Linked DNA regions of Mus musculus: region 2 is linked to region 1. Evidence: chromatin loops called from intact Hi-C (ENCODE). Cell type or tissue: heart. All regions are shown on one strand. Each heading gives the region's core, and the rest is flanking DNA. Links, peaks and the distances in the headings are about the cores only.

Region 1 (4,375 bases), core at 147-4,146:
TCTTCTTGGCATGTACATCGAACAATGAGGAAATGCTGACTTAAAAGTTGTCCACCTAGAACGTGGAGAGATTGGGGTCTCTCAGATCTTCTCTGTGGTTAAGAATGTGAACCTAACCAAGCAACCTTCCTTGGCTACTTTTTAATGGCTGTGACAAAGGACCATGACCAAAAGCAACTTATACTTTGGGGCTGTTTACTTTGGGGCTCATGACTAGAGCCCAGCACCTGCTATCATGGTAGGGAGCATGGCAGCAGGCAGGCAGGCATGGCGCTGGAGCAGTAGCTGAGAGCTCACATCCTTAACTGCAAGTAGGAGGCAGAGAAAGACCTAACTGGGAACGGGTGGGCTTCTGGAACCTCAAAGCTCTCCCCAGTGACAGACACCCTTCCTCCTGCTAAGCCACATCTCTTAATCTTTCTCAAACAGTCCTACCAACTGGGGATCAAGTATTCAAACATATAAGCCCAAGGTGGGCATATGTATTTAAACCACCGCACAACTCACTGTGTTTGTCAGGAATAGCATTTTTAAAACTTCAAAACCCATGGGGTCTACTATCCACCATAGGTCTGTTGTTTCTGACTAACACCATTTTCTTAAGTCCTGTTAATTGCCCATTCTGGTGGAAACCACGGGGGTCTCCGCAGCAAACACCTTTTCTATAGTGGCAGTTTAGATCACTTATACTGTTTTCTCTTATAGACCTACCTATATTCTTTTTTTTTTTTTTAAAATCAAACACTCCAGAATTTAATATGAAAAATAAGTTAAAACTTCAAAGCAGCTTACATGTGCTCTATCCCTGAGCTACATCGTTCACCATCCATGGCTTTTTTTTTTTTTAATTGTTATGAAGAGTGTGTTTGGGATGGTGTGGCTATGAGGCGTGGCAGACCATGAGGGAGGAGAAGACACTGATATGACAAATATTTCCACAGAAATCACCCTGTACCAAGGACTAGGTTTCCATATCTATTTGTCCCCTTTATTGATTTCAATGTTCTAGGGAGAATTTTTTTTAAAGACATTTATTTTCTTGAGGGTCTGGAAGTCACAAGTTCAAGGTCAAGGTATGGGCAGGGCTAAATTCTGTGGTCTCTGTAATGAGTCCTTGCTGTCCTCTGGCATCCAGTGGCTCGTCTCTCCCGTTGGCTCATCTCTAGTGTCCCTTCTGTGAACCCTAGTCCCTTTTTGAGGACACCACCCAGACTGGATTAAGGCAACAGCACTTTAACTTCCTCCTCTCTTTAACAGCTTCTTTGTGGGCTATGGGGGGATTAGGGTTTCAGGCAGTGAACTGGGGAGGATATGACTTATGCTCCAGCAGCTGTTTGGGGAGACGGGGAAGTTGGAGACCCAGAGATGCCAAGCAACTGGAGAAGGCCATGAGCTCACCCAGCATTGCAGGTGAGAGGCACACAGTCAGGCTCATCTGAAGGCCTACCATTCCCTGAGCAAGCATAGCCCCGTTATTGGATGTGGGCAGGAGATGGAAAAGGTCCTTTGGAGTTCAGTTCCCAGCACCCATGTGGAGTGGTGTGTAACTGCCTGTGGCTCCGTGCTGGGAATCCAGTGCCCTCTTTCTGGAATCCTCAGGCACCTGCACGCACGTGGCATGCACACACAGAGACACACAAACAGGTCTTTATTATTGTAAAAGTGACGACAGAAACTGACCAAAGCTAAGGAGCGCTGTGATCAGACATTGTTGCACTGCACTGTGCAATCCAGCCTCAAAAACACTGGCGCTGAAGCTGGCCATCTGCGGTGTCCAGGTGGGGCTGCTCGGCAGGCTCTCCTTTCACAGCTCAGCATTGAGCAAAGATTGGAGCTTTAGCTGAGGCGCTAGAAAAGGTCAGCAATTTAGCATCAGGGGAAACCCACCAGTTTGCAGGAAGCTGGGTTGGTTTGCCTTTTAGACTAACAGTCCTGAAAATGAAGGCCCCATAGGGCCTGGCTCTTTTCATTTGTGAGTGCCTGCTGGCCTCTGCTGGCCAGATGTAGGAACAGCCAGGAATCCACAGAACATCCTACAACTTCCACAGTGCACAGCTCTAATGGAAAACACTTGGTCTCACAGGCCTGTGGGTCTTCCTCTCTAAACTTCACACAGTTTTTAAGTAACAGCACGTCCAGCCTCCCTTTTGCATATTGTAATCTTTCAGCTCCATGACTAGAAGGCAAGTCTTGGTGCTTTAACATCGCATTTGCTTTTTTCGTGCTTCCAAGGGGGGGAAAGTCATCTGGTTACATAAGACACATTTTCAACCGTTTAAAACTTTGATTTACTGACTGATAATCTGGGGTTTCTACTATTTTGTTGCAGCACTTTTGAATAAAAATAATATTGATTTTCACCAAATCGGAATCAGAAGTGGTGGTACAGGACTATCATTCCAGCGACTTGGGAAGCAGAGGCAGGAGGATTGCAAGTTAATTCAAAGCTTGCCTGAGTTACAGAGTGAGTTCAAAGCCGTCTTAGGCTTTTGCCTTGGAAATGTCATGGAATGGGGGGGAAGAATGGCTGATGGATAGGGTGAAGGGTTGTGGACTGCGGTCTCCAGCTATAACGTAGTGATGACACTATTGAACGCTCAGAGGCCGTGCTCACTCAAACACAATTGGACTGTCACCATTCTGTCACAGGTGGAGAATGCTAACAAGGCCCCATCTCTCCCTGATGCTTTATAAGCCATTAATGGCACTTTCTTCAGTGGTGTAGCCACTAGAAGGTGCCCATTCTCTGTAACTAGTCCCTTATCCATGTTCCTGGATGAAACCCGTATACAAGTCATTGGTTCACACACATGCGCACACACTCATACACAAAATTTTATACATGCATGAAAATATCACATGAAACCAATCATTATGTATAATTAATATATTCTAATAAAAAACTAATAAAAAAATAGAGCCATCCTGGGTAACTTAGTGAGATCCAGCCTCTAAATAAAAAGCCAATGCAGCTCATTGGCAGGGCGCATGCTCAGAACGTCAGGGGCCTCGGGCTCGTTCCTCCGCACGTGGGGTTTCTTCAGAGCCTCCAAAGCAGTGTTTGTGCTTTTAAGGATATTACTTTGTTAAGCAAATTTGGGAAGAATGTTCAAAATTCATAAAGGATTCCCTGGAGTTGAGAAGCACTAAAAACATGCCAAAGGAAGCCATTCGCTCTTAGAGCACAATCCCCAGACTGTACAGATGTGCGATGCTGTGGGGCTCCGAAGTCTCTGCATGGTGAAGAGCAGGGACCTCAGGATCCCTCCTAACATGACCACCAGAGCCATCATCTGAAATGTGCTTCAGACCACAAAGTCTTTCTTCTTGTTGGAGGTAAATGTTGCACCTTTGATCCCAGGACACAATAGTACCGACTCCACCCCAGCTTCTCACAGCCAGAGCTGCCCACCCATCCCTCCCAGCCTGCCTGAGGTGACCATTCTGGTCTCTCTTAGCTGTCCACACGTTCCCTCAGGATCGTCCTTCTGTGTGTGGTGACAGAATTTACCAATTTACTGTCTGCTTTCTGTCTTCTCCAGTGAGTCTGTCTTGTGCGTCCCTGTATTCTCAGTGCCTAGTGAGTGTTTATGTGTCAGCGAGGGAGTGAAATGATGGAGCTCACATCCAGATGTGAAGGACATGCCAGGCCACAGCACAGAGCTCGCTCCTGAAATGGAAGCAAGTTATAGGCTTGACCGTGGCAGAGGGGGTTGTGACGAGTCAGGCGACAGGTAGAGTTCCAGCTGCGTCCTTCTCTGGAACTTTCCCTGAGACTTATGATGACTCCCCACACTTGAGAGAGGAACGGGACCCACTGGCCTCTGCTTGGAGCTGGGGTGCAGAGAGTTAAAAAGGACACCAGCCACTGGTGGGCTGTCTGTCATGGTATGGGTTCTGGTCTAGCCAGCTGGAGAATTCACCATCTGCAGACTAATGCCTGGCCTGCACTGAGCCCATCTCCTGAGCATGGAGAATCAGTCACTGGGGAAACTGGATGAGAGCCGTCCCCAGGAGAGGTAGGGAAGATGAAATGCTTGTATGACCTGGGGCAGGAGCAGTTTTGTCTCTGGTGAGCTAGCTGACGGCCTGGTTCATTCTCTCTGTCATTGGCAGGCTGTCTCTAGCACAGGATCCTGGCAGCTGACAGAGGAACCACCCCGAGAACAAAGTCAAGCAGGAAGGAATGAAACAAGGGTTCCTTGGGCCAGCTCAGGGCAGCTCAACCTGCGGGTTCTTTAGGAAAAAGGCCACTTTCTGGGCCACCGCATCCAGCTCGCTTGGGTTAGCTGACTGAAGGAGGTTGCTCTTTGGAACAAAATAGTGCTTCAGGAAGTGCTGGCTCACACACCTGTGCAGCTTCCGGACGAGGCGC
Region 2 (4,375 bases), core at 246-4,245, 490 kb before region 1:
AATGGGTGAAGTCCCGAGAGACTGAAGTCCCGAAGGAGTGGGTACCGAGTGACCTGGGTTGGCCATGTCAAGGACATGGAATCGACCTAAGAGAAACTGGGGATGTCTTTCCTCCAGGGCAGGTTTGGAAAGGCAAAGCCTTCCTTTACCCAAATATGTGACTCGTGTGTACAAAACCTGGCAACTTCAGCTTCCTCCTCCCTTGTGTTTACAGCCTTGAGACTGCTTGCCTATAGACACCCCCTACCAACCGTAACTAACCCCTCTCCCGTGCTCTAGATAATAAATGTAGTGAGGTTCTGGGTTGTTATAGTAGCTCGTAGACTCACTCTATCAGAGTGTGCACAGCCTACCTGACCTCAGTTTTTCTGTATGCATGTCTGCCATTTCTTCTTCTTCTTCTTCTTCTTCTTCTTCTTCTTCTTCTTCTTCTTCTTCTTCTTCTTCTTCTTCTTCTTCTTCTTTTTTAATATTTTAAAATATATTTTATTCCTTTTTAGACAATTTCATACCTGTCTATATCCTTTTTAAAAGAAGATTTTTATTTTTTATTTTTTGTTTATTAGGTATTTTCTTCATTTACATTTCAAATGCTATCCAAATGCCCTCCCCTCCCCTCCCCACCCCCCTACCCACCCACTCCTACTTCTTGGCCCTGGCATTCCCCTATACTGGGGCATATAAAATTTGCAAGACCAAGGGGCCTCTCTTCCCAATGATGGCCGACTAGGCCATCTTCTGCTACATATGCAGCCAGAGACACGATCTCCAGGGGTACTGGTTAGTTCATATTGTTGTTCCGCCTATAGGACTGCAGGCCCTTTCAGCTCCTTAAGTACTTTCTCTAGCTCCTCCATTGGGGGCCCTGTGATCCATCCAATAGCTGACTGTGAGCATCCACTTCTGTGTTTGCCAGGCACTAGCATAGTCTCACAAGAGACAGATATATCTGGGTCCTTTCAGCAAAATCTTGCTGGCATATGCAATGGTGTCAGCGTTTGGAGGCTGATTATGGGATGGATCCCCGGGTGTGGCAGTCTCTAGATGGTCCATCCTTTCGTCTCAGCTCCAAACTTTGTCTCTGTAACTCCTTCCATGGGTGTTTTGTTCCCAATTCTAAGAAGGATGTCTGCCATTTCTTTAGAGTTTGTCTTTTATCGTTCCTTCTCTACCAGGCAGGGTGCCAGGACTAAGCTGTGCGGGATTTGGTATGTGTGTCTGTGCACCACGTGTGAGTCTAGTGTCCTCAGAGGCCAGAGGAGGGTGTCAGATCCCCTGCAACTGGAGTTACAGACAGTTGTGAGTACCCTTGTGGGTGCTGGGAATTTAATCCAGGTCCTTTCGGATAGCAGCCAGTGCTCTTGGCCACTGAGCCAGCTCTCCAGCTCCTAACCATTATTGACTTATAAGATATTATTTTGAGGGATAGAGAGATGTCTCAGTGGCTAAGAGCAGTTGGTGCTCTGGCAGGGGACTCAGGTTCAGATCCCAGTGCCCACATGGTGACAGCCATCTAGAACAACAGTTCTTAGGAATTTAACACCCTCTTCTGGCAGCCACCAGCCCCAGGAACGTATGTGATGTACATACATGCATATGGCGAAACACTCATACACATAGAACAGAATGAACACGTCTTTTTAAAAAGGTTTCGTGTTTTAATTATGTGTATATGTGGATGTCTGCAACTATGTGTATACGTGGACATCTGCATGTGTGCTTGTACCTGGGTGTAGTACTGACAGGGGCCAGAAGAGGGTGCCAGATCCCCTGGAGCTGGAGGTATGGGCAGTGGTAAACTGTCCCACGTGGGTTCTGGGAACAGAATTTGCATCTCCAAAGTACTAAGTTCTCTTAACCACTGAGCTGTCTCTCTAGCCCTGGAACTGACTGCTATTTGATACCATAGACAACACAGAGGCAGGAGCTGCCCTGGCCTTCCAGGTTCTGGACAGATGAGATTTAGGACAGTAACAGCCAGAGTATTGTTAGAACTTCTGTGTAACCCAGAAAACCCAGTTCCTCTGAAGCTCAGGGCTGGGCATAAAAATTCACCTAAGGAGCCAGTGGAAGCTAGCCAAAAGAGACAACACTTGGCAGAAGAACCCAGAAGAGGTAGGTCTTCCTGGCAGAAGGAAGGGCAGGTGACATGCTGCAGCCTGGTGGGTGGGAAGAACCCAGGCAGTCATCCACAGTGTGAACTCAGGGCAGGAGGGAGTGGCAGAGAGGGCAGAAAGACCTGTGGGGCCTGGGTCATGAACAGACTTGCTTGTTACCCGAACGCCATCCTGAAAGCAGTGGGAACTGAACAAGAGTGGTCCAAGCCAGCCAACTCAGAACATGTGTGCACTTTACAGGGCTCCTTCTGACAGCAGCTTGTAAACTGACCTGGCTTGGAGGTGAGATTAGAGGCCAGGTGAGGCAGGTACATCAACATGCCTGCGGGTGGTTCTGATCCCAAGCCAAACTGCTGCAAGACAGCTCATGCCACACGGGCTAATGCCAGCCATGCGGAGCCTGCACCTTTTACCATTTTCTTCCTTTCTGCATCAGGTAAGGCCTGGGTGTTGTCTGGGTCTGGTTTTCTACACGGTGAGCCCCAGAAGACAGGAACCTGAAGCATCAAATCTTTAGACTGACGGAGCCCTGTGTCCTACCTTCTCTCACCATGCAGAGAGATGTTGCAGTTCTGATGAGCTGTGGCAATACACTGGTCCTTGAGTATGCCTGGAATGGTAAGGTCCAACTGAAACCAATGCAGTTTGGTTCTCCAAACACCAGGTCTCACTCTGTAACATAAGCACTGAGGGGTGGCAGGGTTGTGGACAGTTGGACTGGTTTTAGATGATTGGGGCTGACATTACCTAGTCAGAATGGCTGAGATGCTAGCAGCGGGGTTGTATCTACCTGCCTGAGGGCATCAGTAGATTCCCAGGGTTCTTGTTTTGCTGAACACACTTAGAAGCCCACACTTGTCAGTGTCTATACTCTGAATATATGCTGCCAACAGCAGAACTCAAAAGGCTCATTTCTATCACATCCCTACCTGCGGAACAGTAGCCAGCTGAGGATGAGAAGGAGGCCTCTCAGGATGGGCAAAAATCCTGAGCTGAGCCAGGAGTGAACCTAGGCTTCCAGCACTGAGTCATGAAAGCTGGGAAAGGACTGAGATAGCCCTTCTTCCCAAACCATGCTGAGTCATGAAAGCTGGGAAAGGACTGAGATAGCCCTTCTTCCCAAACCATGCACGCTATGAGAGGCGATTTGCATCCCAGGGGCTAGAGAAGGCCACAGGGAGATCTGTAGTGTAGTGAGAAGGTAGTGTAGTGAGAAGGGCAAACAGGCAGGTGTGAGTGAGGCTGGAAGCCAGGACCAGTGTCATTAGATTTCTCAGGGATGTCCAAGAGCTGGACTCCCTATTGGTGGCAATAGCCACCCAAATGCCAGCCACTCGTTATGAAACCAGTTTATTTCTGCCCCTGATATATATTGGCATCAATGACTCTGTTCCACATATTTTCTCATCCCAGCATCCAGGTTGAAGAGGATATCGCATCCAGGACTTGGCCTCTCGTGGTACCTCTTAAAGCCATTGGTTACCAGGTGAAACAGGCGACCTCCACGCATGCTCCGTTAGCCAAGGCAATTCCTTGGCTAAGCCTGGGTGAGGGGTGAATAGAAACACCCCTCTTCTGGCTACTAAATAGCCAGAGATGGAGAGAGCAGGCCTGTGCCCTTCTTTGAAGCAAGAACACTGTCAGAATCCCTGAAGTATGATCATCTTCTCAAAAACAAACAAAAAAAAAGAAGTTAATTTACTCTAGTATTAGGAATTCTCACTGGCTCCTACTGATCACGGCGTCCTTTTATATAAAGCCCCCTTTAAACAATCCATCCATATGCCCTAGGATTTATGAAGTGGCTGCTCTGAATTTTTGAGAACCCCTGTCCATCTCTCTTCTGCACTCAGAATCTTTTCTTGGGTCTGGCGTGGGTCAGCTCGGCTTGCCATGCTCCCTCGAAGATGATGCAACTCTGTACTCACCTGGCCAAAATCTCTCAACACTCAATAAACGTGACACCCTCTCTGATAAGAGGCTCCTTCCAAACCGTTAGCTGTTTCTTCACAGAAGGTGCTGGGACCTACTGTTTCCTTTGGGAACCACACAGGTAGAAAGCTGGAGAAACTGCCATTTGTACCTGCATCAGGTGGTACTGCACATGTGTGATCCCAGCATCCCAGACACTAGGGCAGAAGAGCCGTGAACTCAAGGACAGCCTGGCCTACACAGGGAGACCCTGTGCCAAAGAAAAGGAGGCAAGGGAGGAGGAGGGGAAGAGGAGAAACCTCAACTGCATCCCTTTTGCTCACAAA

What was found. Peaks named below come from ENCODE experiments on the same cell type or tissue, not always from the same donor. Only the 100,000 strongest peaks of a DNase experiment are listed, where the experiment ranks them.
Region 2: it touches region 1 in a loop (3-fold over the local background); 25 of 42 quality-filtered maps call a loop at or near these places.

Annotation. Positions count from the first base shown.
Region 1 is chr3:101,810,807-101,815,181 of GRCm38, forward strand. It overlaps Mab21l3 (mab-21-like 3), which reads right to left. Exons shown (of 7, transcript NM_172295.4): 7 at 2,270-4,375. The coding sequence ends at 4,213. Among named protein-coding and RNA genes, the nearest start is that of Gm33381, 15 kb to the right of the region's middle. In heart, for the core only: a CTCF peak has its summit at 1,995 (motif pointing left); a DNase peak (open chromatin) is centred at 1,985; H3K27ac peaks cover 614 bases.
Region 2 is chr3:101,316,560-101,320,934 of GRCm38, forward strand. No RefSeq gene overlaps it. Among named protein-coding and RNA genes, the nearest start is that of Gm32803, 22 kb to the left of the region's middle. In heart, for the core only: a CTCF peak has its summit at 1,748 (motif pointing right); no DNase peak of the experiment used is centred there.